Regions from separate parts of the Mus musculus genome. Here region 2 is linked to region 1. Evidence: chromatin loops called from intact Hi-C (ENCODE). Cell type or tissue: left cerebral cortex. All regions are shown on one strand. Links, peaks and the distances in the headings refer to the core of each region. The heading gives the core; the rest is flanking DNA.

Region 1 (15,805 bases), core at 4,840-12,839:
CTGTGTTCTCCCTTACTGCCACCACCGGCAGCCCTTAGGCAGCTAGTAGATAAACATGCATGACTTTATGCTTCTTTTGTTTTAAATATGTAACTTTTAAAAACAATTCAACACATTCAAGTCTGTGAAACATGACACTAAACTTTAGAAAACACACACTGCAGTCACTTTAGCTGAGAACACAAGAAAATATAGAAAACTTCTCAATAACATAGAATTACTTAAGTAAACACTGAGAAAACTATTTCATAATAATGGTTAATTTTAAGTCAGGGGAAGTAATCCCTCTTTTCACCTTCTGAGCCTTACATACTCATTTCTTGACGATCAACCACAGCTTGAGAGTCACCACCTTCCTTCTGGACTCAGCTCTGACTCCTCTGCTCTGTTTGTCCCTTACATTCTCTCTCTGCGGCATCGTCTACCGTCTATGCTGAAGACTATTGAGTCTTACACACTTCTAGTGATAAAGGGATTAACACCCAGAAAAGACCTTAAGTGCATAAAGTTAATGAGGAAAATTAGTAACGATCATGAACATTTAAAAACGTATTAGCAATTAAAAGCATGAAATTTAAAATAATACTGCCAGCTTAAATTAGGAAAACTTTTGGTTTGGGATTTTGTTTTAAGATAGCATTCCATTTTATTGAGGGCATGGGAGAAATGGCCTTGCTAGTGCATTAGGCAAACACTCATACAAGCCTTTTAGGGAAGCAAACTAGTATGAATTATGGAAAACTTCAAAGAATTTATATCTTTTGGGGGTTGATGGGGGATGGTTGAAGACATGGTTTCTCTATGCAACAGAGCTTTGGCTGTCCTGGAACTTAATTTGTAAATCTACCTGCCTCTGCCTCCTAAGTGCTGGGATTAAAGGTATGAGCCACCATGCCTGATGTAAATTTATTTAACACAGTAATGCTTTCGGAAAGTTATTTTTTTAATTTTTTGTTATTGTTGTTGTTTTCAAGACAGGGTTTCTCTGTGTAGCCCTGGCTGTCCTGGAACTCACTCTGTAGACCAGGCTGGCCTCGAATTCAGAAATCCGCCTGCCTCTGCCTCCCAAGTGCCAGGATCAAAGGCGAGCACCACCACTGCCTGGCTGGAAAGTTACTTTTAAAGAGCATTGAACTAGGAAGCTTGAGAGGGGTGCTGTGAATCTATGCCTACATATGAAGACCCCGCCTCAAGGGGAGGAGAGGGTTGGTGGGTGGGTGTGGGTGTGTGTGCGCGCGCGAGCACCTCCCACTCTAAACTGGAACAACTCTTCTTACAAGTTCTGTTCCCTGTTCCGGGCGTGGTGGCGGCTGTCTTTAATCCCAGCACTTGGGAGGCAGAGACAGGTGGATTTCTGAGTTCAAGGCCAGCCTGGTCTACAGAGTGAGTTCCAGGACAGCTGGAGCTATACAGAGAAACCCTGTCTCGAAAAACAAAACAACAACAACAACAACAAAATATTGTAAAGGCTCATTTATTTTTTTCTATTTTCCAATTCCTACTTAACACTGATACACAAACTGAAAAAAGATTGATAAAACATTCACAAATGAAATGCATTGAACTTTTTCTGGTCAATATTTGAATCCTTTTTTGTTTATTCGGGATGTTTCATGCATATATTTTCATTTAAAATAAATAAAGAGGAGCTGGAGAGATGCTTAGCAGTTAAGAGACCTGCTTTTGCAGAGGACTCGGGTTTGGTTCTCAACACCCACATGGTGAATTGTAATTGTCTATACCTCCAGTTCCAGGGGATCCAGTGCCCTCTTAGGCCTCTGTGGGTACCATACACACATGCAGTGCATATACACATATGTAGACAAAATACTAAAACACATAAAATTAAAATAAATCTTTAAAATAAACACAGAACTAATTTTGCAGAAGCTGTCCGTTAGCTAAGCCCTCCCTACAAGAACAGGCCTCTGGCAAAGGAGCTCCTCCATCCCCTTCCAGATGAGAAGAGGAAGCGCAGGAAAAAGTGCCTGGTGCAGAGCCCCAACCCTACCTACTGCCTGGATATGAAATGCCCAGGCTGCTGTAAAATGACCAGTCTTTACCCATGCACAAACGGTAGGCTTGTGTGTTGGCTGCTCCACTGTCCTGTCGGCCTACAGGGGAAAGGCAAGGCTAACAGAAGGAGGCAGCAGCACTGAAAGCACATGATTCAGGGTAAGTAGGAACTATTCTAATAAACATATTTTGTATTTTAAAAGAGAGTTGTTCATTAAATCTACACTGCTACAAATTGGACAATCCCTTTAACAGCTATTTACCTATTGCTTTTTTTTCCCTGTGAACAACTCACAGAAATTGGCCCCAGGGACAGAACTCAAGATGGCAGTTTTGGTAGCAAGCACTCCAACCACTGAACCACTCTACCAATCCCTGGAAAAATATTTTGAGGCATAATCTTGCTGACCAGTAATTCTGCATATTCACATGAGTTTACACACATTTGCATCCAAAAAATTAATGTTTTAATTGCAAATCACTGATGACAGATGATTGAGAAGAGTGGGGAGGGGGCTGGAGAGATGGCTTAGAGGTTAGAGTGCTGCTGGCTACTCTTCCAGAGGTCCTGAGTTCAATTCTCAGCAACCACATGGTAGCTCACAACCATGGGGAGAAAAAGCTAAGAGGCATAAACTTAGGACTTTCTGGTTTTTATTTTTTCCAAGGTAAAGAGTTTATATTAATACTTCACTACTTCCTAATATGCAACCTTGTACTTAATATCTTTATTTAAAAGCTTGGTGTGCATCGTGTGCATGCAAGTGCACATTATGTACAATGTCTGTGAATATCAGAAGTGGAAAATAAGATCCTTTGGAGCCAGATTACAGGGAGCTATGAGCTGTCCAGTGAGTGCTGGGAAGCAAACTCTGGCCCTTCGAGCAGTAAGGGGTTCTTAACTGCTGATTCATCATCTCTTCATCTACTACTTTAAGGAGATTTAGAATTATTTAAATTTTATGTGTGTAAGTGTCCCCCAGGCCATATAAAGGGGCACTAAGTCCAAGACAAGACTGGTGCCTCTAAAAGACAAGACTAGTGTTGGATTTCCTAGAACTGAAGCATCAGACAGTTATAAGCCGCCCTGTGGGTGCTGGGAATGTAGCCCCAGCCTGTGGACGAGCAGCCAGTGCTCATCACTGAGCTCCCTCGCCAGCCCCTCACTTAATATTTTTAAAGCTTATTGGGTTTTTTTGGTTTTGGGTTTTGTTTTGATTTGTTGAGACAGGGTTTCTTTGTGTAGCCCTGGCAGTCCTGGAACTAGCTCTGTAGACCAGGCTGGCCTCAAACTCACAGAGATCCTCCTGACTGTATATCCTGGGTACAGGGATAAAAGGCATGAGCTCTTGTTTGTTTTAAAATGGGTGTCTTTTTTTTTTTTTTTTTTGGTTTTTCAAGGCAGGGTTTCTCTGTGTAGCCCTGGCTGTCCTGGAACTCACTTTGTAGACCAGGCTGGCCTCGAACTCAGAAATTAGCCTGCCTCTGCCTCCCGAGTGCTGGGATTAAAGGCGTGCGCCACCACACCCAGCATGGGTGTCTTTTTAATGGGCTGTTTTAAGATAATGAAATTACTCTGAAAGAACTTCCTAATATGTTAAAGCATTGTTGTTCACTTAGCAGACACAAGATAAAACAATAACTGAAAGACAGATTTAAAGATAATTTTAAAGCATGACAGATATATTATCTTTTGTTTATAAAAACTTTAACAAAGTCATTCTCAAGACAGATTACTGAGTGTTAGTATGCAGTTTTTTATATTGTAATTAGGCTGTGACTTCTGATACAATCATATTTTTAGATATTTGAAAAATATCTACTTCCTCTCTACTGAAATTAATATATAAATTCCCTTTTACTTAGAGGAAGTAGAAGGGGTGGGAGATGCACTGGTGTTCCCATAAGGGACGTTTTGTTCTTGAGTTATTCATGCTAATAATGTACTGCCACCTACGAGCTTATCCAACACAACAGGACACAAACAACCCTTTCATTCAAGACTCACACAAAGTAGAGCACAGCAAACCAAGCCATCACTTTACACAAGCCACTACACTCTTGTTCACTAGTGCCAGTTTGGAGAATCAGCCTAATATAACCCTTCCAGTGGGATGTCTCTCTTGCACATATAAGCATCTGCCTGCTTCTCAAGTTGGGATTAAAGGCGTGAGCCACCACTGCCAGGCTTACTTTTGTTGTTTTGAGATAATAGTCTCATTAGATAGCCCAGGCTAGCCTAACCTTTCTATGCTCCTGTGTCAGTCTCCCGAGTGCTAAGACTGTAATTATAGACCATCACATGCAGTTAACAGTCTTTATAGACAATACCTTAATGCCATGCACAACTTAAGAAGATATCTCAATACACTTTTCCTGACTTACTAATCACTAGGTTTTAGACATTCTACTGAGTAATTTTTGTTATTCTTGCTATTGCATTCCCCAGCCCTGCTTCTATCCCAGTTCTTCCTCTACCCCAGGTTACTACTAATAATATGGTTCCATGACAGTCTTATGCTTTTCCACATCTCTATAGATGCTCACAAAAATTCTAATGAGCAGAGGACTGAAGGTGGTAGCTCTGGACTCAACCTGAGCATGCTACAAATCTGCCGAAACTGTTCACGTCTTACTGGACAAAATCTAAATCCTCTTACGTCATAGAAAAGGCCTTTTGCCCCTTTCAGTCCCAGCTTCCACCCTCTTATTTCCTTCCAGCCTGCCATGCATCTCACTCCTGTGCATGCAGCTTCTTCAACTTACAGCACTTTATGCCTCCCACTTACCCATCGTGATCACGTAACTCCCTCCTCTTAGCCTGGACAGCACTAGAGAAAGGAACCAGCCATGCTTCCATAATTATAGCACTTGTTCAACTTAGTTGTTCATCATATACAACGATTTTCCTGGGCAGCTTTAAAAAGGAATACTTACATACACACACACTCTGTCCATATGTACACACACACACATACACACAGAAAAAAGAATAAAAGAGTAGCTTGGTGAGATGGCTCAGTGGGTAAGAGCACTGAGTGCTCTTCCGAAGGTCCTGAGTTCAATTCCCAGCAACCACATGATGGCTCACAACCATCAGTACAGCTACAGTGTACTCATATACATAAAATAAATAAATAAATCTTTTTAAAAATGACTTATTTATCTTATGTATATGAGTACACTATAGCTATCTTCAGATCCACAAGAGGGCATCAGATCCCATTACAGATGGTTGCTAGGCACCATGTGGTTGCTGGGATTTGAACTCAGGACCTCTGGAAGAGCATTCAGTGTGCTTAACTGCTGAGCCATCTCTCCGGCCCCAAATAAATAAATCTTAAAAAAAAACAAAAACAAAAAAGGGTGAAACTACTTTATAGAATATAATGTTGGCAAGCTATACTGTTTCATTTATTATTAAATCTTTGACTTTCAAAGTAGGAGTGCATATAAACCCAGCATAAGTTAAGAAAAATCTGTAAAATGTTTTGAGATTTAGGATTTTAAGGTCACACACACTAAGATAAAATTTCTTGGTTTTTTGGGGGGGGTTGTTGTGTTTTATTTGTTTTGTTGTTGTTCTTGTTTTGAGAAAGGTCACTAAGTAGCCCTTGGTGTCCTAGAACCTGCTATACAGACTAGGCTGGCCTCAGGCTCACCGAGACCCCCCTGCCTTGGGATTAAAGGCGAGAGCCGGCACGCCTGTTCTGAAGGTGAGGTTGCTTTGGGTTTTACAAAGCTGGGACTTTACAAAGCTAGGTTTTGAGTTTCTCCAGTGTCTAACAGGCCTGCAACTAGGACTGCACAGAGAAGCCCTGCCTCAAACAAGCACACCAGAAGTCTTTCCTGTAAGCCAGGCACAGTGGCTCACACCTGCAACACCACCACTTAGGAGGTATGCTAAGAGGACTGCCAGAGTTTAAAGCCAGCCTGGGCTATACAGTTAAGACCCTGTTATACAAACAAAGAAACCAAAATAAACATAAAAAAATTAAAACGCAGTCTTAAATGGCTTGACTTAGCCAAGGAGGTGGATAATCTCTGGCATGGGCAAGTGGGAATCCCAGGAAAGGAAGTATCGAAATGGGTACAGAAACTACTCAGATCTCTGGCTAACCCCTGTGTAGTGACAGAGTCTAAGCAGCCTTGCTAAATTAGAACCAATATTGGTCTACCACTCATGACAATGGGGGTGGTCATTCTTTAAAGAAATAAGTTAGAGTGTAGTGTTAATTATGTTATTATTATGTTATGTAATGTTATTAGTGTAAGTTATTATGCATTTACAAAGTCCAGGATACAATTCAAAATTATTCATTGTGGAGAGCATGTTGGGGTGACAGCACAAAACCCACTATCATAGGGGAAAAACATTTCAAAACTGAAAGCAGAGGCCTGGGAGTGCAGGTGGATCCCTGAGTTTATGGCCAGGCTAGTCTTCCTGGAAGGCCAGTCAAGGCTACATAAACTACATAAACTCTGTCTCAAAACACCACCCACAAAACAAAACCCTGCTTTTCAACTACACCTCTTGTTACCCTTTGCCTCAAAAACAAAAGAAACAGAAGATGTCTATGGGAGCTTTTTTGCCCCTACTTCTTAGTCTCCTCCTCAACTGAATGATTCTCAGAGCCTCTCTTACCTATGTAACCTTCCAGTTTCTGACTCCAATCAGACCTAGTCCACCTCCACTCCTACACCAGTCATCTACTCAGAGCAGAACCCTTACTGTATATAAAACCTTTCACTGACTCTTTACTAGTCTACACTACCAGGGACACCTCTTTGTTTGTTGTAGGAGGCTGGGATTTGAGTTGGGGATATTTTACAAACAGGAATTTATATAGGCCAGACTAACCTCAAACTCACTATATAGTTAATGATAGCAAACATTCTGATTTTCCTGGCTCTAACTCCTAAATGCTAGGATATCAGATGTGACCAACCATACACGTATGAACCTTATTAGTGTTCTTACATGTTCCCCACAAAAATTGGGAATTCTGTTTCTAATTTGTAGTGATGAAAACACTGCACCACCCTCTAAAATAAGATATAAATTCACCTATCAAATACACAGCAAGGGGCCATCAAACATCACCCATCATTACTCTACTCCAGCAGGGCATGGAAGCTCACACCTGTAATCTCAGCACTCAAGAGTCAAGGCAAGAAGACCAGCAAACATTCAAGGCCTACATGCCACACTTAGCAGGCTCCAGGCCAGCCAGGGCTGCATGGTGAGATCTAATTTCAAAAGGAAAAAAAAAAAGTACTATAATCCAATTCACACTGTTACCTGGACCTAGAAGTACATTAAGGCTTCAAATAACTAGGGACAGACTCAACATTCCCATTTCACAGCTAAAGAAACAAAGACTAATTCTCTAGGTCATGTCACATAACTACAAAAGGTCACCTGGGATGCCTAAGTCTAAAGCCCCAAATGGTTTGTTTACACACACACACACACTATATATATATATATATATATATATATAGTCTTTTGTTGAGAACTTAGTTTTTGTTTTACTGTTAGGAAAATAAAATCCAACCAAACAAATAAGGCTTCTTTCTTCCCTGTAGTTGCCATGTAGTTAATTTCAATAGCCATTACTTTCTGTGTGCCCATGCACTCTCCGGACACAAGCTCAGCTTGTGAAGGTCAGACCACAACTAGTCCTCACACCTGGAGGCCAGCACCTTTCCACCCTGAGCTACCTCGCAGGCCCTGGAATCTGCATTTTAGCTTCGCTTCAGTGTTTCAACTTCAGTTCAATTCCTTGGCCTATCTGAGATGCACCTGACACTCAAATGGCCATAGAACTACGACTCTTTGGTCAGTGCGGTTACTCGTGCTACTACTATTCTCTCACGGTTAATTCCTACGATTCTCTGCCGAGCATTTCCTAAAATGAATGAACAACTTCAGTAAATGAAACGCTGGTCACCTTTATCTAGTCCTGAAGGAACTCGGCAAGCCTTTACCAAGCCTATCAGCGTTTTCTCCAGCATGCTTTTAAATCCGATGCAGCGCAGCCGCTATGCCTGACAGACAAGCAGCCCAAAGCTTCGCTGCTAGGATCCTGGAAGCAGCGGGCCGCCAGGGCCCCCCACTAGCTTCCGCACCAGGATAAATGACAATCGCCTTCCTGACCTTGACTAAGTTAGGGGTGACTTTCCCCGGCCCGGTGCGGGCGGCCCGCCACCCGCCGCCACCGCAGCTGCGGAGCATCCCGGAGGCACTGAGGACGAAGGCCGCGGCGTCCCCGCCGCCGCCAGCTGACCTGTCCAGCGCCTAGGGGTCTCCGAGGACTAAAAGCTAAGGGAGGCACGAAGAGCGGGAGACTGTGGCGACAGTGCCCGGGGTTCACCCCGAGCCTCTTACCCACTGAGCAGCGAGGCCGGTCGCCCTGGCCCGCAGCGCCAAGGAGAACATGGCGGGGTACGCGATGCTCCGACCCCGGCCGCTCTAGGCTGACTGGGAACGAACGAGCCCGGAGGCCCGGCGCGCGCGGCCCCGCGCCCAGGACGCACGGCGCGCGCGCGCTCACGAGCCCTGGCCTGGGCGTCCCGAACGGTACGCCGTTCCTGACGCAGCGGCGCGCGAGGGCTGCTGGGACCGGTGGGCGGGCCCGAAACAGCCCAGTCCCTAAAAGGCCGGCCCGGTTGGGCCAGCTGAGTCCCCGCCCTGAGGACGAGGCTCGCCTTCTCGAGGCTCTTGTGTTTGTTGAGGACGAGGCGTACCTTCTGGGGGATCTTGTGTTTGTTCTGTCAAACACCTCCTCTGGTATTGCAGTTATTTCTTTCAAAATTCGTTTGGTTGAGTCTTTTCTTACATACGATCGTATTTAAAGGGCTGCCACCTAGTGGACTTGGACAGCAAGTGCCTTGGCTCCCAAGCCTTTGCGTTAGAGTCTGTAAAACGACAGGCTAAACTGGAATTGACTTCGGGATGCCAGTGAGTGGGAGGTAGAAATGATGACTGTTGATGCTGCGCGGTAGACGAACAAATATTCTTTGTGCTTGTGTATGCTCTAGACATTTTCCATGATAAAACTGGTGGAGGGAGGAACCTACTGTCTTCTTGATTTTTGTTTGATCTCAGGAAACTCCTAGCAGCTTTAGTACGCATCGTGCTGTTTCCAGCTGTCGGTATTTTACACAGGTTTTGAGTGATCCTCAACCTTCAGACAGGCGCATACTGCCACCTTGGGCTTTTAACTTATTCTTGACTCTTCTTCTGACTGTCGTTTTGTGTGTGTCTTCTCTATCCACCCCTTTCTTTTTGCTATAATAAAGTTGTGAATAGTTTCCGTAATTTTGACAACAGAATGAAGATTCTGAAAGGTTATTCGTCATGAGTTTGTTTTTTTAAAAAAACAAAAAACAACAAAAAAAACCACCCAAGATAATCCATTGCAACCTGTGTGAATCATATTCTACAAATTATTAGACTCAGCCGGGCGTGGTGGTGCACGCCTTTAATCCCAGCACTCTGGAGGCAGAGGCAGGCAGATTTCTGAGTTCGAGGCCAGCCTGGTCTACAGAGTGAGTTCCAGGACAGCCAGGGCTACACAGAGGAACCCTGTCCCGAAAAACCAAAAAAAAAAAAAAAAAAAATTATTATTCGACTCAAGAAATAGTGTTTCTAACCAATGATACTAAATTCTTTAGTTCCTATTGCATTATCTCCAGTATTAGTTTACCACTAATAAATTTGCTTCAGTACTTCTCTGAGGGAATGAAAAGATACTGAAAAAGAAAAAATAATCCGGGTCCCATTACTGATTTGTTTTATTGTGTGCACCCAAACATATTGTCACCATCATTAGCAGCTGTAATACTTTGGCCTTTTCAGAGTCTCATGTTGCCCAACCTGGTCCCAAACTCGCTATAGGTGAAGCTAAAAGACCCTCACTCAAGTCTTGGGATAATAGCGGATCCCCAAGAACTCACAAGAGACCAAGCTTGATGTAAACCACATGAGGCTTTATTCTGGGAAAGCCAGAGCTCTTGGGACGACTCATATCCCATGCAGGGGTAGAGGAGTCGACCCCAAGGGAAAAGGGGGTCCCAGTTTTTATAGGCCCTCAGGGGGGAAAGGAGAAGTGGGGGAGTAGGGGATTTCCAGATCTAAACAATGTAAAAGGATTGATTTCTCAAGAAATGGGTATGGGAGGGAAACAAGGAAAGAGTTTAATGAAGGTACAGTAACTCAGGATTGGCCCAGCTGTGGTTGCTGGGGAGATTTTCCGACTCTATCCCAGCAACCAATATCACAAACAGTGAGGTGCAGCAGTGGGCACACACCTGGGTTCAAGGAACGGTCAGAACATTGGCAGATACACGGGTTCAAGGAGCGGCCAGAGCATTGTGCACCTCTATTTTTTCTAAATCAGTGAAGCTACTTCTACTAACACTGAAATTTATTTTGCCAATTTCAGGGCTTCTGTGACCTTTTACATTCTGTCAGGATCTTTCAAAGCTAGTCTCGAACTCATGACTCTCATGCCACCACCTTTCTTTTTTTATTTTTATTTTTTTATTATTTTTTTAAAGATTTATTTATTTATTATATGTAAGTACACTGTAGCTGTCTTCAGACACTCCAGAAGAGGGCGTCAGATCTTCAGATGGTTGTGAGCCTTTTTTTTTTTTAAAGATTTATTTATTTATTATACATAAGTACACTGTAGCTGTCTTCAGACACACCAGAAGAGGGAGTCAGATCTCGTTAGGGATGGTTGTGAGCCACCATGTGGTTGCTGGGATTTGAACTCAGGACCTTCGGAAGAGCAGTAGGGTGCTCTTACCTGCTGAGCCATCTCACCAACCCCATGCCATCACCTTTCAATCACCACCACCAAACCCAGTTCCTCTGACATTGATACTCCTCCTCCTCCTTCCTCCTTCTCCTCTTCCTCCTTCTTCTTCCTCCTCCTCTTCCTCCTCCTCTTCCTCCTCCTCCTCCTTCTTCTTTTTTTCTTTCCCAAGACAGGGTTTCTCTGAGTAGCCCTGGCTGTCCTGGAACTCACTCTGTAGTCCAAGCTGACCTCGAACTCAGAAATCCACCTGCCTCTGCCTCCCAAATGCTGGGATTAAAGGCGTGTGCCACCACGCCCGGCCCCATTTTCTTTGATTCAACATCTTGTACTATACTTAGCATATGAAAGGCAGTCAATAAATCTTTTAGTTGAATGAAAATCTTTGTATAATGCAAATAGTTTGCCTATCCAGTCTCTTGCGGGACTATGATAATCATGTCTGTATCATTGTGATGGTTTGCATATGCTCGGCCTAGGGATTGGCACTATAGAAGGTGTGGCTTTTTTGGAGTAGGTGTGTCACTGTGGGCGTGGGCTTTAAGGCCCTAGCTGCCTGGAAGCCAGTCTTCTGCTAACAGCCTTCAGATAAAGACATAGTACTCTCAGCTTCTGCACCATGCCTGCCTGGATGCTGCCATGCTCCCACCTTGATGATACTGGACTGAACCTCTGAACCTGTAAGGCAGCCTCAATTAAATGTAGTCCTTATAAGAGTTGACTTGGTCATGGTGTCTGTTCACAGCAGTAAAACCCTAACCAAGACAGAAGTTGGTACCAGGGACTGGGGTATTGCTGTGATAGGCTTGACTGTTTTGTTTGAAAGAATGTGGATTTGGGGACTTTGGATTTGGAAAGCCATGGAATGTTTTAAGTGAGGCTTAATGGGCCATCCTAGTAGGAATATGGAAGACTTTGTTCCTGTGAGTGATTTGACTGTGCAGACCCGGTCCAAGAGGTTTCAGTGGAGAAGAACTTCAGTCTGTGGCCTAGAGACTGTTTTTGTAGTATTTGGGTGAAGAACATGGCTGCTTTTTTGCCCTTGTCTGAAGAGTCTGCCTGAGGTTAAGGTGAAGAGACTCAGATTACTTGCACTGACAAAGGAAGTCTCAGAAATGCCCATCATAGACGTTGTACTTTGATTGAGTCTCATGAAGAGTGTTTTGAATAAGCATAACAAGCTTAGAAAGGAAAAATACAAAATATATAGTTTGAGTATTAAAGGGGCACCAGGATGTGAAATGGAACCGAATCCTATGTCCTAGGAGATAACAGATTAAGGGATTTGGGGGCAAGATCCTACCCAGCTAAATTTAGATCCAAGCATGGTGATTGATACCTTTAATCCCAGCAGATAAAGCCAAGCAGAGTTCAAGCCTGCCTGGGACAGCAAGTTCTAGATGAAGAAAAGTTAAGTCCAGGTGTGGTGGTACATACTTTTAATCCCACGAGACAGGCATGCAGATCTCTGAATTCAAAGTCAGTTTACAGAGCAAGTTCGAGGACAGCTAAGCTTAGGCAGTGAAGGGGTTGGAAAACAGAAATCTGATGATAATGTAATATATACAAGGGGGCTGCAATGGCTATTCCTGGTTGTCAACTATATCTTGAATGAACTACAATCCAGAGTCAAAAGGCTCACCTGTGACCCAGATCTTGAGGGAAACAAGTTTCTGACCTGGATCTTGGCATAAAAACAAGTCCCAGATCCAGGTATGGTGGTACACATCTCTAATCTGAGCCACACCTTCTGTTGAAGACATACAACAGACATTGGAATCAAGAAGATTCGCTCTTCTCTGCCTGCTTGCATTTACTTGCCAGCAGATCTGTTGGAATCTACTGGCCTTATGGGATTGAGCAACTACTGAGTTTTCTATTCACACCTGAGCATTGCTGGGGAGTTGGACTACAGACTGTTAAGTCATCGTGACAAATTTCCTTATTGTATAGAGACTGTCCGCAAGTTCTGTGACTCCAGAGAACTCTACTACAGAGGCCAAGTTCCAGCCCCAGCAAGCAGCAGAGCTTGGCAGCTTTAGCCATGTGGCTCTCGTTTTAAGAGTGAAAAATAGACGGGACTAGTGGGATGCTGGTTAGCTGGAGCTAAGAAGTTAGCGGTGATTGAGAAGAGACCAGCAGCTCTGGGGTGAAATCTCCTGGGAAGTGTTTTCTGAGAGCACAGAGAAGCTGTGTCCCAGAGACATGCAAAGGTTGTTCTGTACTTTGTGCTTCGGCTGTGTAAGAGTCACCCAGGTCGTACTGGTTTTGAATGTGGCTTCTCAAAGGAGAGTGGTTCTTTATTGTTTCCCCAACGGCCACTCATGGTTTGGGTGGATTCTGAAATTATCTGCAAAAGGTTGCTGTACATTTAAATGAGGGGACTAGAGATTCAGTGATTAAGAGCACTGGCTGGGGTTACATTCCTCGTACCACAAAGAAGCTTAGAGCCATCTCTAATGCCAGTTCCAGTGTATCTGATGCACTCTTCCGGCCTCTGCAGACATCAGGTATGCAAGTGATACACAGACATACATGCAGGCAAAAGATGTGTATACATAAAAATACAAATAATTTAATCTTTAAAAAAAGAAAGGAAGGAAGGAAGGAAGGAAGGAAGGGAAAAAAAAGAAACTCCCAGGGATAGAGAGATAACTCAGAGTTTAAGAGGACTGACTGCTCTTCTAGAGGTCCTGAGTTCAATTCCCAGCACCCACATGGTGGCTCACACTCATCATAATGTACCCAGCGTCCTCTTCTGGCATGCAGATATACATGCAGACAGAACACTAATATACATGCGAGACCAAGGTATGACTACCATCTAAGTCCAACTTGGTGAACCAATGAGTTTTAATGAGGTTACTTACAGGAGCAGAAATGACTCACAGACAGCTGCATCACCACAAGCCAAGCTGCAAAGACCGGCTGCCTAGAAGAAGCAGAAACCATCTGAGCTGCCTGGAAGACGTTCAGAGCAACTGAAACACTTGGGAGAGACACTTCCAGCCTGTTGCACTTCGTCAGCTGCATGATCCGGGTTCGCAGCCTTTGTGGGCTGTCATCTGTACTGAGATAGATTTGGGTGAGTTTGTGTTGCTTTCACACCATAATAATTTCGAAGGGCTGCAAACTGCAGAAACCCTTGCAGGTCTGGGATAGTAATGTGAGGGCTGTCTCTCATACCACAAAGCAGCCAGGAAGAAAGGCCTGGCTCAGGCCTCTACCTAGAAGGAGAAGGAGCGCCTCCTGGTGGAGAAGAAGAGCTCAGCACTTCAGGGAGATTTTAATCTAGTATCATATTTTAACCCCAGGTCTTTCGCTATCCCCAAAGGGTAATAAATACCACACCCTTCTAAATTTGCATCTCCAAAGCAGATGGGATATAGATCTATTAAGTCAAAAGACAGTTTTTATAGGTTTGTGACTGTGTGCATGTCACAACAGCTACAGTCACGTGTGCAGGTCCGAGGACAACTTTGTGAAGTCTGTCCTCTCCTCCCATCTTCTCTCTTTCCCTCCCCCTCCCCTTCTCCCTCTCCCTCTCCCTCTCCCTCTCCCTCTCCCTCGCTCTCTGAGACAGTTTCTCTTTGTAGCCCTGGCTATCTTGAAACTTGATATGTAGACCAGGCTGTCATGAACCATCATGTCCAACTCTCCCTCCATCTCTATATAGATTCCAGGGATTGAACTTGTTTTACCAGGTTTGCGCAGGCTTTCTCTGTGTAGCCCTGGCTGTCGTGGAACTTAATCCACAAGACCAGGCTGGCCTCGAATTCAGAGATCCATCCATCTGCCTGTCTCCCAAGAGCTGGGACTAAAGCCGAGAGCCCGTGCACCACCCCACTCCTGTGCCGCCCTCTTTGCAGGCTGCTCATTTAATCCCTATCAAATGGATCGTAGTAAATGAGGAAAATGGGTCAAAGCATTAAGTAACTTAGCTAGACTCTCCCAGTGTAGACGCAAATGAAGTCTGATAGTTTCTAAGCTTATGCCCTCACTCTTTCTACCAGTGCTGGTGTCTGGCGGTGCTAATGGGGGAACAGATTGGGCTTCTTGGAGGAACCCTTGAGCTGAGCTACTGTAGCCTCAGCCCTGCCATTCCTTCAAAATGTACATTGAAGCTGGATGTTGCTGTTGCGTAAGCCTTGGTTGGCCCCACTCTCGAAGGCAGGCTTATGCTAAGGGCTTGGCTTTAGAATTCTGGAGAGCCTGAAGAACAAAAATGCTGGTCAGAGTCTTCAAGGAAAGCGAAAGGCAGATAAAGACCAAAAACGGCCAATTTTCAGAGGAGACACCAGGGACAAACAGAGGAGGAAGCAGGTGGCTGGTGGCAGAGAACACGTTCAACAGAACAGCGGCTGATGTCAGACTGAAGCCACATTGGGGCGAAGTAGAGCTGACCCTGAGAAGAGACACCTCCACCAAGGCAACTCTTATAAAAGAAAACATTAAACTAGGGATGTCTTACAGGTTCAGAAGTTTAGCTCATTACCATTACAAAACGAGAAGCATGGTGACAGGGTAGGCAGATGTGGTGCTGAAAAGGGGGCAGAGAGTTCAACATCTGTACAGCAGGCAGCAGCAGGAGACTGAGACACACTTCCTTTATCAAGGCCACAATTCCCAGTAGGGCTACTCCCTATGAAGTGGAGTCTATGGGGGGCATTTTTATTCAAACCACCACAGGCTCCTTTAAAGCGGTGCTCCTCAACTCAATTTTGCAAACTATCATCTGAATTGGTCATATCTCCTCAACTGTGATACAAAGATCAAGCTGACCATGCTGTTTGAAGTCCCTGAGAAGCTAGCTCTGAATGCAGGATTGTCCCTCCAACCTTGTGGGAAAGGTGAGGCAGAACAGCCAAAACAAGTCAAGAGTAAAAATACTGTGTCCATGTGTCTTAGTTAGGGTTCTACTGCTGTGAACAGCCACCATGACCAAGGCAACTCTTATAAAA
Region 2 (15,805 bases), core at 4,555-12,554, 220 kb before region 1:
GTTTTCAATAACCTTTGATGCAGCTGCCACATGGTAGTGCTCAGTTATACTGGAACCCTGTGAGAGTAGAATATGTACACACTGATACGCACACTTTTACTTCAGTGGACACAAATACCTATGGGGCTCAGCAGTTCAGAGTGCTGGCTGTTCCTGCAAGGGGAATCTGGGTTCAGTTCCAAGCACCCACAGGGATGCAGCTCACGACCATCTGCAACTCTAGTTCTGTAAGATTCAATACCACCTCTGGTCTCTGTAGGTACCACACACATAGTGCACAATGCACACGTGGCAAAATACAGACACATAAAATACAAATATATAATTCATCCTTAAAAATAAAAGGTAGCAATTGTTAAAGTACCTCTGGAAGGTACAAAGTCGCTATGAAGGTGCTGTCCTTCAGTGAAGTCGCAACAGCCGGAGTGGACTGCCACCCAGTTTACATGACAAGCGAGAGGACTTTTCACCTGATGCACAATGAGCACTGTCCTTTACCAAAAAACAAGCCAGATGCAGTGTGCTGTACACATCTGGAATCCCAGCACTTGAGAAGCAGAGGCAGGCAGAGCTCTGTGAGTTCAAGGCCAGCCAGGGCTACATAGTGAGACCCTGTTTGCCGCCACCACCACCACATGCGCACACCCACACACCCACACACCCACACACCCACACCCACACCCACACCCACACACACGTACAAAAGCTAGGGGTAGGGGCTCACAAGGCTCCACCCTCCCTTTGGATTTACGGGCAGTTCAAGCGGCTAGGGAAGGGAGGAGTCATTTTCTTCAGTGATGTAGCCACACCCCTCTAAATAACCTCCATGTGTGTTCCCAGAAGCAGCCCTAAGGAAAACCCCTGGGTCACAAGAGAGAGTTGTTGAAGAGAGATGAGTGGGAGGGACGGAGACAGGAGAGTGGCAGGATGTGAGTGGGGCCAAAATACATTATATTCTGTATGGAAATGCCATGAGGAGACCCTCTGTGCATACGAGGAAGTGCTAACAAAACATTAACTAACTAATGCTAAAGCTTAAAACTAAGAATGCAAATATGGGGCTGGAGAGATGGCTCAGCAATTAAGAGCATTGACTGCTCTTCTGAAGGTCCTGAGTTCAAATCCCAGCAACCACATGGTGGCTCACAGTCATCCGTAATGAGATCTGCCACCCTCTTTTGGAGTGTCTGAAGACAGCTACAGTGTACTTACATATAATAAATAAATAAGTCTTAAAAAAAATACAAATACATTACGTCTATCTCACCCTGACCTCCATCCAGTTATACACAAGTTGGAAGATGACAAGAGTCAGGCTGGCAAACAAAGTGGGCATTAAAGTCTGGCAGATGATCTAGGTCCATCACGTGTATGTGTATGTATGTATGTATGTATGTATGTATGTGTATAAACATTTATTTATCTATGTATTTACATACGTGTGTGTCGTAACATTTTGTATGTATGGTCATAAGGTTTGGCAACAAGTATCCATCCACTAGGCCATCTTGCCAGTCCATGATCTACATGTGCCTCTCAGCTCTCTGGAGCACAGCAGCAGGCACGGGTGCTCTGTATCTGTACAAAGACCAAGCACCTGGATATGTGGAGTCTACACCTAAAAGTCTGAAAAAGAAAGGGCTATTTTTGTTTGGTTGGGGTTTTTGTTTTGTTTTGTTTTCCCAAATCAGGGTTTCTATGTTTAACAGCTCTGGCTAGCTAGGAATTCGCTTTGTAGAGCAGGCTAGACTCAAACTCACAGAGATCCACCTGCCTCTGCCTCCTGAGTGCTAGGATTAGGCTACAGGAAAGGATTTTATTGTTCTTTTGTTCCCCCATTTTTCTCTTAAATTGTGCACACTAACCTCAGACCTGAGGTCTTTTGCCTCAGGCTCCTGAGGACTGGGATTACAGTCATGTGCCAGCTGAAATTAATTGTATATGTGTGCTCATGTGTGTGATTGCATGTGCACAAAGGGGCTACAGGCCAACTTCTCATCCTACTCTCCCCCCCCCCCTTTTTTTAGGTGAGGTCTCTCACTGGGGCCTGGAGCACAGTATTAAGGCTAGGCTGGCTACCCAGTAAACTCCAAGGATCCGGTGTCTGCCCCGGCCGGCAGTAGGATTACACGGACACACCGGCACATCCAACGTTTTTATGGGCTCTGACTCTGGTCCTTGTGCTTACCCGATGTGGCAGTTTGAATATGCCTGGCCCATGGAGACTGCTACTGTTAAGAAGTGTGGCCTTGTGAGAGGAAGTGCATCACTGTGGGGGTGGGCTTTGAGAGCTCCCAGTGCTCAAGTCCCCTTTGGAAGGACGTCCGTCTCTTCCTGGTCTTCTTTGTAGGACTCTCAGTTGCTTTTCTAGTTTCACATCTGCCTGGATGCTGCCATGCTTCCTACCAGGATGATAATGGTCTGAACCTCTGAAACTGTAAGCCAGCCCTAATTAGATGTTTTTCTTTGTAAGAGTTGCCTTGGTCATGGTGTCTTTTCACAGCAATGGAAACCCTAAGTAAGGCACCCAGGAAGCACTTTACTGACTGAGCTATCTCCCCAACACTTAAAATTAGCTTTCAATTAAACAAAAAGTGAGCAAGGATGTTGTCTTCAGTGTGTTCTTTGCTACCTGTGTATGGATGGAGATGTGGTCTCTCAGCTTCCTGCTCCAACCACCATTCCTGCTCTGGCTGCCACACCTCCCTGCCAGGATGGACCCCTCTGCACTGAGAGGCACAGTAGACTCAATAGACTCTTTCCTCCATAAGTCATGGTGTTTTATCATAGCAACCAGAAGAAACTAATGTAGCTACTAAATGAGAAGCAGGCAGGTGGTGTGCTCTGCAGGCATGCTGGCCAGAGAGATAACATCCCAGGCAGCTCTATGATGAAGATCAGAAATCCAAATCTAAACCTGTGGATTCTGGGATTTGTGGTGCTCAGCCTGTGTATCTGGACAGTGGAGCACCATTCGGAATATATCACAGTGGTGATACTGGCTACAAAACGGATAAGCCTTGTACAGGTGACGTCAGTAACGAGCAACCACAAGGACATTCACACTAAGTTTCTGAACCGGGCAATGAGCAGGCACAGGAGGCCCACTAATGGGCAAGGAGACCAGAGAGTGACTGCAGAGGTGAGAGGGCTTGGGGGGCGCAGGGGCAGAGAGGAGGAAAGGACGTGAAAAGTAACATAATCACCGTATCTCGCTCACACTGACCTGTAACTTTTTTTTAATGATTTATGTGTTTTAGGTATGTGAGTACACTGTCACTGTCTTCAGACACACCAGAAGAGGGCACCGAATCCCCATTACGGATGGTTGTGAGCCACCATGTGGTTGCTGGGAATTGAACTCAGAACCTCTGGAAGAGCAGACAGTGCTCTTAACCGCTGAGCCATCTCTCCAGCCCGACCTGTAACTTTTTAAAAGGCTAAATCTGAGTTGGAAAGACGACAGCTTGTTCCCCAAGTCTCATGCAAGCCTGAGAACCTGAGTTCAACCCCCCAGAACCACGTAAGGCTGGGTGGAGCACAGACCCTCAGTACCTATGACCCCAGTGCTGGGGAAGGAAAGGCAGCAAGATCTCTTCAGATTGCTAACCACCGCGCTATATCAGGGAACTCCAGTTTCAAAGAGAGCCTCGGCCTCAAAAAGTAAGGTGGAGAGCTATCGAGGAAGGCACCCAAACCCAACCTCTGGCCCACATGTGTGCACACACATACACATACAAAGGTTATTTTATGGGTACAGGAATATATCTCAGAAAATGCTTTTTTTATAGCAGATTCAGTTTTTGGCATGTTAAAAAGCCCTCCCTTGACCTTGGTCACCTTCTACTTTCTACACCTCCTCTCACAGCTGACATATATGCCTGCTATCCAGCAACCCTGAAGCCAAGGCAGGAGGACTGAGTTCCAGACAAGCATAAACTATAGTAAGACCCTTTCACAGAACTAAAGACGAAAAAACAAGTGCCAAGGGAGGTCTCAATCTCCTGTCTCCACCCACTGACCTCTAAGCTCAGCGAACAGGAAGTTTCTTCCCCTATCAATCTACCATAAATCTAAATCAACATGCTGCTAAGCATCTTTATCAAATTCAAAAGACTCATAACTCTTATTCTGACCAACTACTTAGAGCATTTAAACTTTTTTGTATTATTTTTTAATATATAACTCTACACAATGAGTTCCAAGACAGACAAGGCTACACTGAGAGACCCAGTCTCCCAGAAAAAAAAGAAAGTACAGGCTAGTGTGGGTGCCCCAGAGGCCTGAGGTCCTTGATCCCTCAGGAGCTAGTTACGAAGCACCCAGCATGGGTACTGGGAACTGGCCTTAAGTCTCTGGAAATTAGTAAGGGCTATTAAATTCTGAGCCACCTTTCCAGCCCCTACTCTGAAAATCTCAAGTCCGTCTTTCATCTGGTTTTAGCACGGATGTTTTATTTTGTGTTCTGAGCTGGATCTTGCTCTCTAGTCTCCAACTTTCTGTGGTAGTCTCCTCTCCCAAGTGCTGGGATTATAGCCATTTGACCCCACACCTGTCGGTGTTTTCTTCTTAATTTTTTTCCTGGAGTTAGTTGGAAAGACTAGTAGCCTTTTAATAAAATGACCCTATCAGCTGGACGCAGTGACTCATACCTTTAACCCCAGCATTTAGAAGGCTGAGGGAGAAAGAGGCATTCCTTCTGAGGTCAAGCCTAGCATGGTCTACAGAATGAGACAGACCCTATTTTGGCTTCTACGGCAGGACCTCCTCATGGATGCCTCAACACTACCAAACAGTTTTGAAGGTCACCTTCCAGCATACCCTCCTATGTTGAGCTCTGTGGCCTATTCCCGGAGCTGTTTGCTGTTGGCAAACGCTTCCTGTGTGGTAGTCCCTAAACCAGAGGCTTCAGTCTCCATTTACAATAAAACGTGACAGGACTGGAGAGACAGCTCAGCCACTAAAGCCTAAGACTCACAACTAAAAGGATGACAGCGCACAAACTCTACCTGGACATTCACAAAAACATCCACTCAACATGCCAGAAGCTAGCACGTGATTCCTCCTCAAACTCACTGCACTTCCTCAAGTCTCTGTCTCAGGCTATCTTACCGTTTGCTTTCTCAGGGACCCAGGATGGAATGCAAGTCACCCTCGCTTTCCATAACCAACTTTTACTAAATTCTATTCAGTCTGTTCTCTAAGTATTTCTGCCTTCTGTATCCTGACACTCTATTCTTTTTAGACCCCACTTCTCACCTCAGTTATTGAGAATAATGAAGACTTTCTAAACCCATTCCATATTCAATTTCATCTACCCTTTCTGTACTCTGAAGGCTACACTCTTCAATTCATCCCACAAACTGTTTTATGACCTGGGGCCAGGCAGCTACAATCCTCAGCATAGTGTTCGGTTTCTAAAGACTCACCTGCGTAGCCTCACCTTCCGCTCCTGGCACAGCCAACACTACAGCTACAGAAACAACACACTGGTCTGAAATGCTTCCCACAAGTCTCTGTCTGACTCCTTTAGTGTTACGCACCTTTTCCAATTAATTCTGCTTGATCCTTAAGGACACTTACAACAGAGGGTTAAATGTGGCCAGCATAGGTTAGGCTTTCTCCTACTCCCACCCCTCTCCGTTCTGTCTCAATGACTCCCATTTGCTAGCAGGGCAAAGCCGAAGTCAGCTTTGATGGTATACAGACTATCCCCCCAGTTTCACGTCTCTCCACCACCTCATGCAGCTATATTTGCAGATCTACCCTTGCAGATCCTACTACACAGTCTACGTAGCTCGTTTTACACAGTTCTGCTTGCACCATTCCCTACATGACTGTCCATCATCTCTAAGGCTGCTCAGCTGATTGATTATACAGTGTTAAGTATCTTCCACTGAGCATTCCCAACCTTTATTTTCATCGCTACTTACATATATGTCCTTCCTCTATCTTCTGCCCTCTTCCATTGTTTCTCTTGAGTATTACATCTTGCATATAGTCACAGAACCCCCATATTTTCTACAGAATCTTAGAAACATATTGTAGTTTGCAAGCTGAGTGTTGTAAAACAGTGGCTGAGTGCTCTCCTAACATGTCCTTCAAACTCTCTTTACTTAGCAGAGAACCTAAACACAGTAACCCCTTTATTCTAAATCATCTGCATTTCCCCATGTTCTGTCTTACCTATATTAGCATAAAGTCTATCAGGAACTTTCTTTTTAAAAGAAAAGAATAGCTGGGCATACATCCAATCCTAGCACTTAGGAGCCAGAAGCAGGAAGCTCTATGTGTTCTCAGTTCAAGCATCCACATAGGAAGAAGGATCCAGGCCAGCCAGGACTCCACAGTGAGACCCTGACACCCCTGTCCACCCCCCACCACCACAAAAAAAGAAAATAACGGAACATACTTTGGGATACTGTTGTGGACCTAATCGTTTCTTCCCGAGCTGTGACTATGCAAGTGTAACTGTACAAAATAAAGTTAATATTCACTTTTAAAATTTTTTATTATTTTTAATTATGGGGGGAGGAGGGCCATTGCCTGTGGAGACCAGAGGTCTTGGGTTTCCTGGGAGCTGGACTTACAGGCAGTTGGGAACAGTTACTGGGGAACAAACTCTGTAACTCTCCAAGAGTCACACTGCAAACGTCTTAACCAGTGAGTCCTGTCTCCAGCGCCAGTACACACTTTTTAAAACACCACTTCGGTCTCTCCAAATTACGAGGAAAATGGTCCCTGTAAACTTATTATGAGAAACCACATTTTGAAAAAGACAGCAAATTCAGCTATTGTAACTTGTTTCTAGATTCTCTGTGATTGTTTGTTTGTTTGTTGTTTGAGACAGGATTTCTGTTTAGCCCTGGCTATACTGGAACCCGCTCTGTAACAAGGCTGACTTCAAACTCACAGAGCTCTGCCTCCAGAGAGCTGGGACTGAAGGTGTGTGCCACCACCAGCTGGCTTCTAGATACTTCGTTTTAAAATTTACTTAACAGCAACTGCTATTAAACTAACCTATCTCTCTTGGGTCTATGGGACACACTGAAAAACAAGAAGCACTCTACTGACTGCAGACCTCTGAAAATGCTAACACCACTAACAGGAGTTCTTCATTTTGAAGAAGACATCCAGGACCTTGAAATCATCGAGATAATTCCTACTACAGAAAGTGATGGGACCTTTCCTTAAAGTGCTGTCTGAACACTAAACCAAAAGTAGGCTTATAACTTATCACTGAGTACTTTGTTAATAACGGCCAAGTATAGGTAATGCTACCCCAAAGCACCAGTGTTAGCCCACCCCCGTTCCATCAACACCACCAAAGCTGGGCAGTGCAACAGCTCAATGCCCACACTATAGCACTTCTGTCACAAGCACAGACCTCTAATGAAAACAGCTGTGATCTCTAAAAACCTTAGGGTACGCACGCTGCTCTCTCTGGAAGAATCCTTGTAATAATCTCCAAACTTGAACCAGCCCTACCTACTTCAGGAGACTGGAAAGTGGAGTAATTCGTCAAACCTGTTTCACAACGACATATTTAAAAGATGGAAAAAGAAAGCTGGCCTCGACTGAGAACACTCTGGTACGAAAACGCTTGAAAACGCCGTTGAGAATGGAGCTCCTAACTCCAGATCAGACAGAACACTTCTGAACCCTGGAACAAGTACCACTGCAAACAGGGTCGTCCCCTTGCCCAACGCCTGCCACGGGCGACAACAGGAGCTGTTCCCCCGACTCTACCCGGCAAACACGGAGACAGGTGGGCGAGCCAGATGCGCGAGGCAGATGCGACCCATAAACCGGAAGGCTTGCGTCAGGCCAGTCCCCGGCCGCAGCTCCGGCCAGGTGTGGCCCGCAGGGATGCCCCGAGGCCTGGAAGGGTCCGAGGAAGCAGCTGGACTCCCAACTAGCCTCTGGGTCCCAGAGCAACACAGGACACACCCGGGTGCTCCCAAGGAGGCCTGTCGGGCAGGCGGCGTGACCCACCCCAAAGGAGCAAGCTCCGGGGTGAAGCTTTCACGGACAACGTAAGGCGGGGCGGCCACGCCCCCCACCCCCAACTCCCATTCCGAGCCCGGGATCCCAAGCCCGGCACGCTGCGTGACAGGCGCGGGCGCGAGGCCGGGCGCCCGACGGCTCCCACGGACACCGCCGCAGCGTTGCGACCCCCGCGAGCGTCCGCTCCCCGCCACTGACCAGTGCCTGCCGCCGAGCGACCGTCCGCTCCGCTGCAGCCGCCGCCGCCTCCTCGCACTCACGCTTCCGCCACAACCGCCGCCTCCTGCGCTGCACCCCGGGCCGGCCGCGGGAGCCCCATTCCCACCCCGCCCAGCCTTCGCCTGTTTACAATGATTGGGACAGAACAGGACGAGCCGGCCCAGCGCGCACGCGCACGCCCTCCTCCCGCCGCAGCCGGCTTCCCGGGTCCTCGGCTCCTTGGCCGTGACGGCTAGGGCCGGCTAGGGCAAACGCCCCGCGTCCTCGCGTGGGGCACGCCGGGAGTTGTAGTTCTAGTTAACCCAACGCCCCGCTGCTGTAGGGCCCTTGTCTCCGACATAAACCACAACGCCCAGAAAGCACCGCGCCTCCCGAGCTGGAACTCGTTAAGGGGGAACAGGGAACCCGCGAGAGGATGCGCCAAACGCTAAGGCTCTGCAGGCGCCTGCGCAGTGTTCTGGGGAGCGAGTGGAACACACACACCTACCGGAGCGAATCCAAGTGAAAACAGTGTGGGAGCCCTGCGGAGCTCTGCTGGAAAGAAAGCGCGTTCCTCCCCAAGCTCTGGCCTGGTGTCCGCAGCTACTGAGAGTGACACTTTTCCCCCCAGCGTCTGCGTACTTTAAGTGGTTCCAACCAGTTAAACCAGCCTGGGCTGCTGACCCACCCCGCCTCTGGGCGGAGCACCTTGCTGGCCTTCTTTGGGCGGAGATCTTCCTTTGGAGAATTCTTGCCTGGGGGTTTGGAGAAAGGAGGCTTCTGGGGCCAGGGCTGGGCAATCCGCAGGACCCCTGAAGTGTGTTGACTTGCGGGAAACTGCTGGCTCCCACCCACTTGCCTCCGCAGTTAGCAATCCATACCCGAGTTAAAGCCGCACAGCATCACGTTCAGCTTACAAATAGAAACAGCTGCGTATCCTCCAGAAGTCCCCCACGAAGGACGGAAAACGTGTTGGCTGGTGCATACTGTAATAAACAGCACTCCATGGAATTATTCTGGGTTTATGACATTGGCAGTCAGAAGAGAGATGAGATTTCTAGTGTCTGCTTCTTCACTGATCCATCGTGTGCTACACTCCCAAGCCATCTTTGCTCAAATATGACAAGTCCATCCCCTTGTGCAAAAGAGTCACTCCCAGTGGAACACTGAGGTCCTAGAGGGACCTTTCCACAACCCCTGTAGCAATAAAACAGCCTCCATGAGAAGATGGCCTGTGAGTACGCCAGTTAAATTACTCCTTCCCGCTGGCAGTTCTGATTTGGTCAAGGGATAAGCACTGCCTGAGCGGGGCTTTATGGAGCCTTCCCTGGAATTGACATATGGGATAATGAGGTGGGGAAAGAGGCTTTTTTTTTTTTTTTTAACTGAGTAATTTACGTGTAACATCACGTGACTCGTTCACCGTGGAAGTGAATAAGGCTGAAAGCAGAGAAGTGGGGGACACAGCAAGGGAGAGGGAAAAGCAAGAGTGAAGACTGACTTCCTTCTGAGCCATAGTTTCTGCAGAGCCTTTAAGTGCCGCGTTTACGTGAGCCAATCCAGGAGTAATCTATGCACACTTTTTTTTATTATTTATTTGTGCTAATGGAGGTGCAAATAAAGAGCATATTTATTGGCTGTTTCTCAGCAGTCTTCCCTCCCCCTTAAGGAACACCACATAACCATTTCCGCTGGTAACTGTTTTAGAACTAGGCATCATGTCCAACCAGAGCCAATAACCCACAGAGACAGACCGAGGCTTCCACTAAACCGAAGCTTCCTCTCTGTTCTGGTGCAGTGAAGTACTTGAGGTCTGCAAAAGGAGGAACCATTTTTGTCTCCTATCAGAGAAAAGCTAAACAGAAGAGAACTCAGGGAGAGGATGAAGCTAATAATGTCAAACAAATGCAATGTGTTCCGGGACAGAAGGTAGGCAGGTCTATTTGCTGCCCGTTATAAAAAGTTTGGTTTTGTTTGTTTGTTTGTTTGTTTGTTTGTTTTTCAGTTCTACAGATTGAACCTAGGGCCTTAGCAATGCTAGGCAAACACTGGGCTACAGCTCTAGCACAAGACTTCCGGATCCAAACATTCTTCAGCTGTGATGCAAACCTTTTGCCTGTGCAACATTCATCTGAACTGACTTGCATCGCCCCCACGGGACTGAGGATAAGGAGAGCCGATGTGAACATAAAACTTGTTGCTCTACACCTACGCTGCGACCCTTTAATTCAGTCCCTCATGGTGTGGCAACCCGAACCAGAACATTCTTTTCATTGCTACTTCATAGCTGTAATTTTGCTACTGTTACGATTTATAATGTAAATATATGTTTTTCTGTGGTGTTAAGTGACCCCTGTGAAAAGGTCGTTTGATTCCAGGGGGTGGTGACCCACAGTTTGAGAACCACTGTTCTACAAGGGAAAAGGTGCTAGCCCTGTCCCAGAAGTCTGATAACCTCCATTAACACCCATGATCTTTGGCAGGCTAATGTATGAGCACTTTAAGTGTGATCAAAGCTTAGCTCCTTCCCAGTTATTGGCACTTTTTAATCTAATAATTGACTTAATCACATGAAATATGTAAGACGCCTCCTTTCCATATGCCAACCCTTCATCCCAGCACACACACATCATGTACATGCAAACAAACTTTTTTATCTCCCCCAATACACCTACTTTAGTAATTTGGATTACAACGCTATTCAATATTTACAGGGATAAGGCTACAAATGCATTTACAAGCACAGTTCAGTTGTGTGTGTGTGTGTGTGTGTGTGTGCATATGCCTGTGTGTGTGTGTGTGTGTGTGTGTGTGTGTGTGTGTGTGTGTGTGTTAGTTAAGAACAAGAAGGTACTATTGGATGGATCACAGGGCCCCCAATGGAGGAGCTAGAGAAAGTACCCAAGGAGCTAAAGGGATCTGCAACCCTATAGGGGGAACAACATTATGAACTAACCAGTACCCCGGAGCTCTTGACTCTAGCTGCATATGTATCAAAAGATGGCCTAGTCGGCCATCACTGGAAAGAGAGGCCCATTGGACTTGCAAACTTTATATGCCCCAGTACAGGGGAACGCCAGAGCCAAAAAGGGGGAGTGGGTGGGTAGGGGAGTGGGGGGGTGGGTATGGGGGACTTTTGGGATAGTATTGGAAATGTAAATGAGGAAAACACCTAATTAAAAAAAAAATGAGAAGGTACTCCAAAGTTTGATAGACCACTATGGGGATACCTGCACAAATTAAAACTGATAATGCTCCCTCATATGTATATAATGAGAAGCAACAATTCTTTGAATATTACAATATAAAACATGTTAACTGGTATACCACATAATCCCACAGGATAAGCAGTTACAGAAAGAGCCAACTGTACCTTAAAAGAGATGCTTATTAAACAAAAAGGGAGAGCAAAAATCCCCAAGGGCCAACTAAACAATGTGTTGCTAACTCTCAATTTTCTTAATGTTGGTGAAAAAGGAACAGCAGCAGCTGAGTGAGACTCACTGGGTTATCGGAAAAAAAAAACAAAACAAAACAAAAACAACAACAACAAAACCCTGAGGAACTAGGTCGGCCAATATACCATAAGGATGTGTTGACATAAGAATGGAAACCTGCAATCGTGCTAAGATGGGGATGTGACTATGCGTATGTATCTACAGAGAATGAAAAACTATGGATACCAACAAAACTTATAAAGATTAGGTCTGACCAGGGAAAACCTCTGATCAGCTGAGACCTAAATGTCTTCACAAAAAATATCCCAGGTGATTCACCCTCACAAGCTGTCTCAGTTACTGATTTCTCTCCAAAGTGCATGTAAATCAAGTTCAAAAGGGCTAGCTAGACTTAATGATAGATCTCACAAAGACTGGAAAGACACAGAGACTGGCCAATAAATGCTACAGCTAGCTTTTTCCAAGTAACCATTTTCTTCCTTGGGACCTCTAGAGGAATTCTTCACCCCAGTTCAGCAGAAGCAATTTTACAAAGATCATCACCCTAGCCCCTTAAATCAGGGTGGATAGGTTTGGTCATTTGATGTATTATATTTGTTATCATCCAGGATGGAAGGTTGTTATTGGTTATCATCAGGGATTGATAAGAATTTAGAAGTGTTTTGTTTGAATTATTGTATATCAATAGAAATTTAAGGTTTTTTTTTTTGTTTAACTAGTGGTTATTGATAGAAATTTAATATTGTTTTGTCTGAAGTATTGTATATTGATAGAAATTTAAGGTTGTTTTGTTAGCTTAGTTGATTATATTGTACACGTGTCATTTATTGGAAATGTGATGGTTCTTACAATTATTTCTATTATGCATAGATTGCTAATGATAAAGAAAAGGACAAATTTTTTTGAAGATTTATTTATTAGATGTAAGTACACTGTAAGAGGGCATCCAATCTCATTACAGATGGTTGTGAGCCACCATATGGTTGCTGGGATTTGAACTCAGGACCTTCGGGAAAGCAGTCAGTGCTCTTAACCGCTGAGCCATCTCTCCAGCCCCAAGGACAATTCTTAAACAGAAAGGGGGATATGAAGTGGAAACTCCTAGTGTCTTTGGAAAGCTATATGTTTTGCTGGAGCACACAGGTTAAAGGCTGTCTTGCTAAAGCAAACAAACACGTGAAAGTTTTCCTGAAGCAGACACAGAATAAAGAATCTTTTGATACAGCAAATACAAAAAGGACCCAGGATGAAGGAGTATAAATATGACCCCACAGACAGTGGGAGCCAAGCGCTGGGCTCTGGTTTGCTTTGCTCTGCCTTGCTGTTCTTCACTAACAATACGCATGCATTGGCTCACCTTACATAGTGTTGTTGAGTTCAACTTGTGGTAATGCTGCCATTGAGTAAAACTCGACCAAGAACTACTTGTAAGGTTCCTGCGTCAGCTTGCTGCTTCAGTAGTCTTGCCTCAGGCTGGTTGGGGAGCCTTGTGGTTCCTTCCGGATTGAACTTCAGCTGCTGGTTCATGCCTGGTGCCTGCCTGCCAAGAGCTGCTGCTGAGTTGTATTTGGTATTTCCTATGGGACCGAACTACTGCCAAAGAAGATTCAGTTCACCCCCAAAGAACTATTGCTGAACAAGTCCACTCTCCCTATATCCTAATAACTTTTCTCTTCCACCACCTCTTCTGGGTGATGGGCTAGAGGAGAGGTTAAACCCTTATTAAAAGTAGGTTGCAAAAAATATGTATGCCAACAGACCCCCCTATCCATCTACCAGACTATACTATTAAAGGGTCCAGGAAAAACCTGCTGAGGAACTTTGTTATTTTTCTGATAATTTGTGTTTGTTTGTTCTGCCCCTTTGTCTTTTCCCATTTCTTTCTTTTCTATATTTTAGTAATATTTTGACTTTTTTTTTTTTATAAAATTTCACTTTTTGTTTTCCTCTCTTACATCTGGCTGATTTTGTTTCCCTTTTTCTTCTCTTTGTTGTGAAACCCCATGGTTTCTACCTCATTCTTCTTTTTGTCCTTTATGATGTTTTCTCCGTTCCTCTTGGTCATTCTCTCATTTGTCTTTCCCTTTCCTTTAACATGTTTCCTACCATCTTCCTCGGCATCGATTACTATTATTAATTTATGCCACATAATATTTGAGTTCATAGCTTCTCTGTATGTCACCATTTCCTGCATCCCTGGTAGTACAGCAGCACTACTCAGAGTATATTCTATCTGGTGTGTTATGTTGTAGACCTTACAGTGACTTCTGCTCACTTAGCAGTAATGGGAGCTGTACCCTCAAGAGAAGATTTCCAGACAAAACCAATAGATAGTTATACCAAAAGATGCGCTAATCATAGCACAGAAACACACAATATCAAGATAATATGGGTCCTCCAAAGATCATGAATTCGAAGACATGCTACATAAAGAACTCAGAAGTCTACTGGGGGGCGGGGCTGGAGAGATGGCTCAGCAGTTAAGAGCACTGACTGCTCTTCCAGAGGTCCTGAGTTCAAATCCGAGCAACTACATGGTGGCTCACAACCATCTGTAATGAGATCTGATGCCCTCTTCTGGTGTGTCTGAAGACAGCTACGGTGTACTTACATATAATAAATAAATAAATCTTTAAAAAAAAAAGTCTACTTGGAAAAGTTAACAATGACTCCAAGAGCATCAAGTAAGTGAGCGGATACAGTTAAGAAATCAGTGCTGGATCCAGAGAAGAAATGTGGCAGCTTTGATGAGACAGTCAGTGGCAGATGAAATTCAACATGGAAACAGGTTTTTAAGGAAAAAAACATGAACAGATGTGCGGGACGTGGGGGATGTAGTGCACACCTTTTATCCCAGCAATGGGGAGGCAGAGCTAGGCAGATCTCCAACTAAGAGATCAATGTGGTCTGCAGAATTGATTCCAGGACAGCCAAGGCTACCCAGAGAAACCCTATATTCAAAACAACAACAAAACAAACAAACAAAGTATGTTTTGAATGAAGATCTCAGTAAATCTGGGGCTTGAGAGAGAGAGCTCAGCAGCTAAGAGTACTTGCTGCTCTTCCAGAGGGCAAGGCAAGCTCGGGGCCAGTTATATCAGCACCCACAACAGTCAGCTCACAGCTGCCTCTAACTCTAGTTCCAGAGGACCTGGTGCCATCTCCTGGCCTCTGTGAGCCCCTTCACACTCTCAGCATACACTCCCTAAGATACATACACATAGATAAGAAGAAAAATCAAGAAATCAAATAAAAACCACAGTGAAAGCAAAACTGAGGACATTCTGTAGCTTGTCTTTGCTAATTATGGGTTTTTTTTTCCACCCCTTATTCCCACCCCCTCAACCATGGTTTCAACCCCTAACACTAGATAGGGGAGGAAAGAAAGATGGAGGAGGGGAAGAGAGAGGGAGAGGTGTCACTGAGTCTAATCTCTTTCCCCTTGCTTCTTCTTGAACATGACTTAGTAGTCACACGACACCATAACCATCTTCCCTGAATGAACAACAACCTTGCCTCTGGGGACCCTAGCATTTATATACCCTCTGAAAAGTTCCCAGGATTTCAAATGTCACACAGTTGCAGAAACTATCTGCAGCTGGCAAAACCTTGCCTCTGCTAGAACATGAGACAAATTATAGCTGGCACACAGCCCCACATCCCTACACCGGAGGTTTTTTGTTTGTTTGTTTGTTTTTTTAAGCACATACTTATGGTATTTATGTGTTAAAAAAGAAAAGAAAAGAAATTCCAAAATTGTTACCTCATTTTACCCCTTCTGTTTTAAGACATTAATTATGCTGTGTGTATCAGAAATTATAAACAGACATTTTCAATGAAGTAAGTGCTTTGGGGTTACTGGTCAAGCTTTTCAGGAGATCTCTCCTGCCCAGATAGAATCTTTGTCAGTTGTGATGGTATCCACAGCTTTTCATTTCCTGTGGAAATATAAACAAATTTGTATCCCCAGTGTGAAACTTTCCCGGGCCGTTATTCTGATGTTAGCACATCCTAATAGTATATAGGCTGACTTAATTCTTCAGGTTTGTTTTTCTATAACCTAGTGTCTCTTGGCTGCTGTTGTTCCTTTCTCATTAACATTTAGAAAATTTAAAGTTAGCAGGGTATTATTTAGTCTATCC

Evidence for each region. A loop is a pair of places that touch in the nucleus more often than their neighbours do. Peaks named below come from ENCODE experiments on the same cell type or tissue, not always from the same donor. Only the 100,000 strongest peaks of a DNase experiment are listed, where the experiment ranks them.
Region 2: a loop joins it to region 1, with 3 times the contacts of the local background. A loop is called at or near these places in 16 of 42 quality-filtered maps.

What each region holds. Positions count from the first base shown.
Region 1 is chr17:66,093,008-66,108,812 of GRCm38, forward strand. It overlaps Ndufv2 (NADH:ubiquinone oxidoreductase core subunit V2), which reads right to left and starts at 8,552. Exons shown (of 8, transcript NM_028388.3): 1 at 8,408-8,552. The coding sequence starts at 8,458. In left cerebral cortex, for the core only: CTCF peaks have their summits at 8,889 (motif pointing left) and 10,632 (motif pointing right); DNase peaks (open chromatin) are centred at 8,087, 8,649 and 8,880; H3K4me3 peaks cover 3,015 bases; H3K27ac peaks cover 1,951 bases.
Region 2 is chr17:65,876,473-65,892,277 of GRCm38, forward strand. It overlaps Ralbp1 (ralA binding protein 1), which reads right to left and starts at 8,451. Exons shown (of 10, transcript NM_001198949.1): 1 at 8,206-8,451. In left cerebral cortex, for the core only: a CTCF peak has its summit at 8,855; DNase peaks (open chromatin) are centred at 7,853, 8,013, 8,542, 9,562 and 1 more place; H3K4me3 peaks cover 3,061 bases; H3K27ac peaks cover 3,105 bases.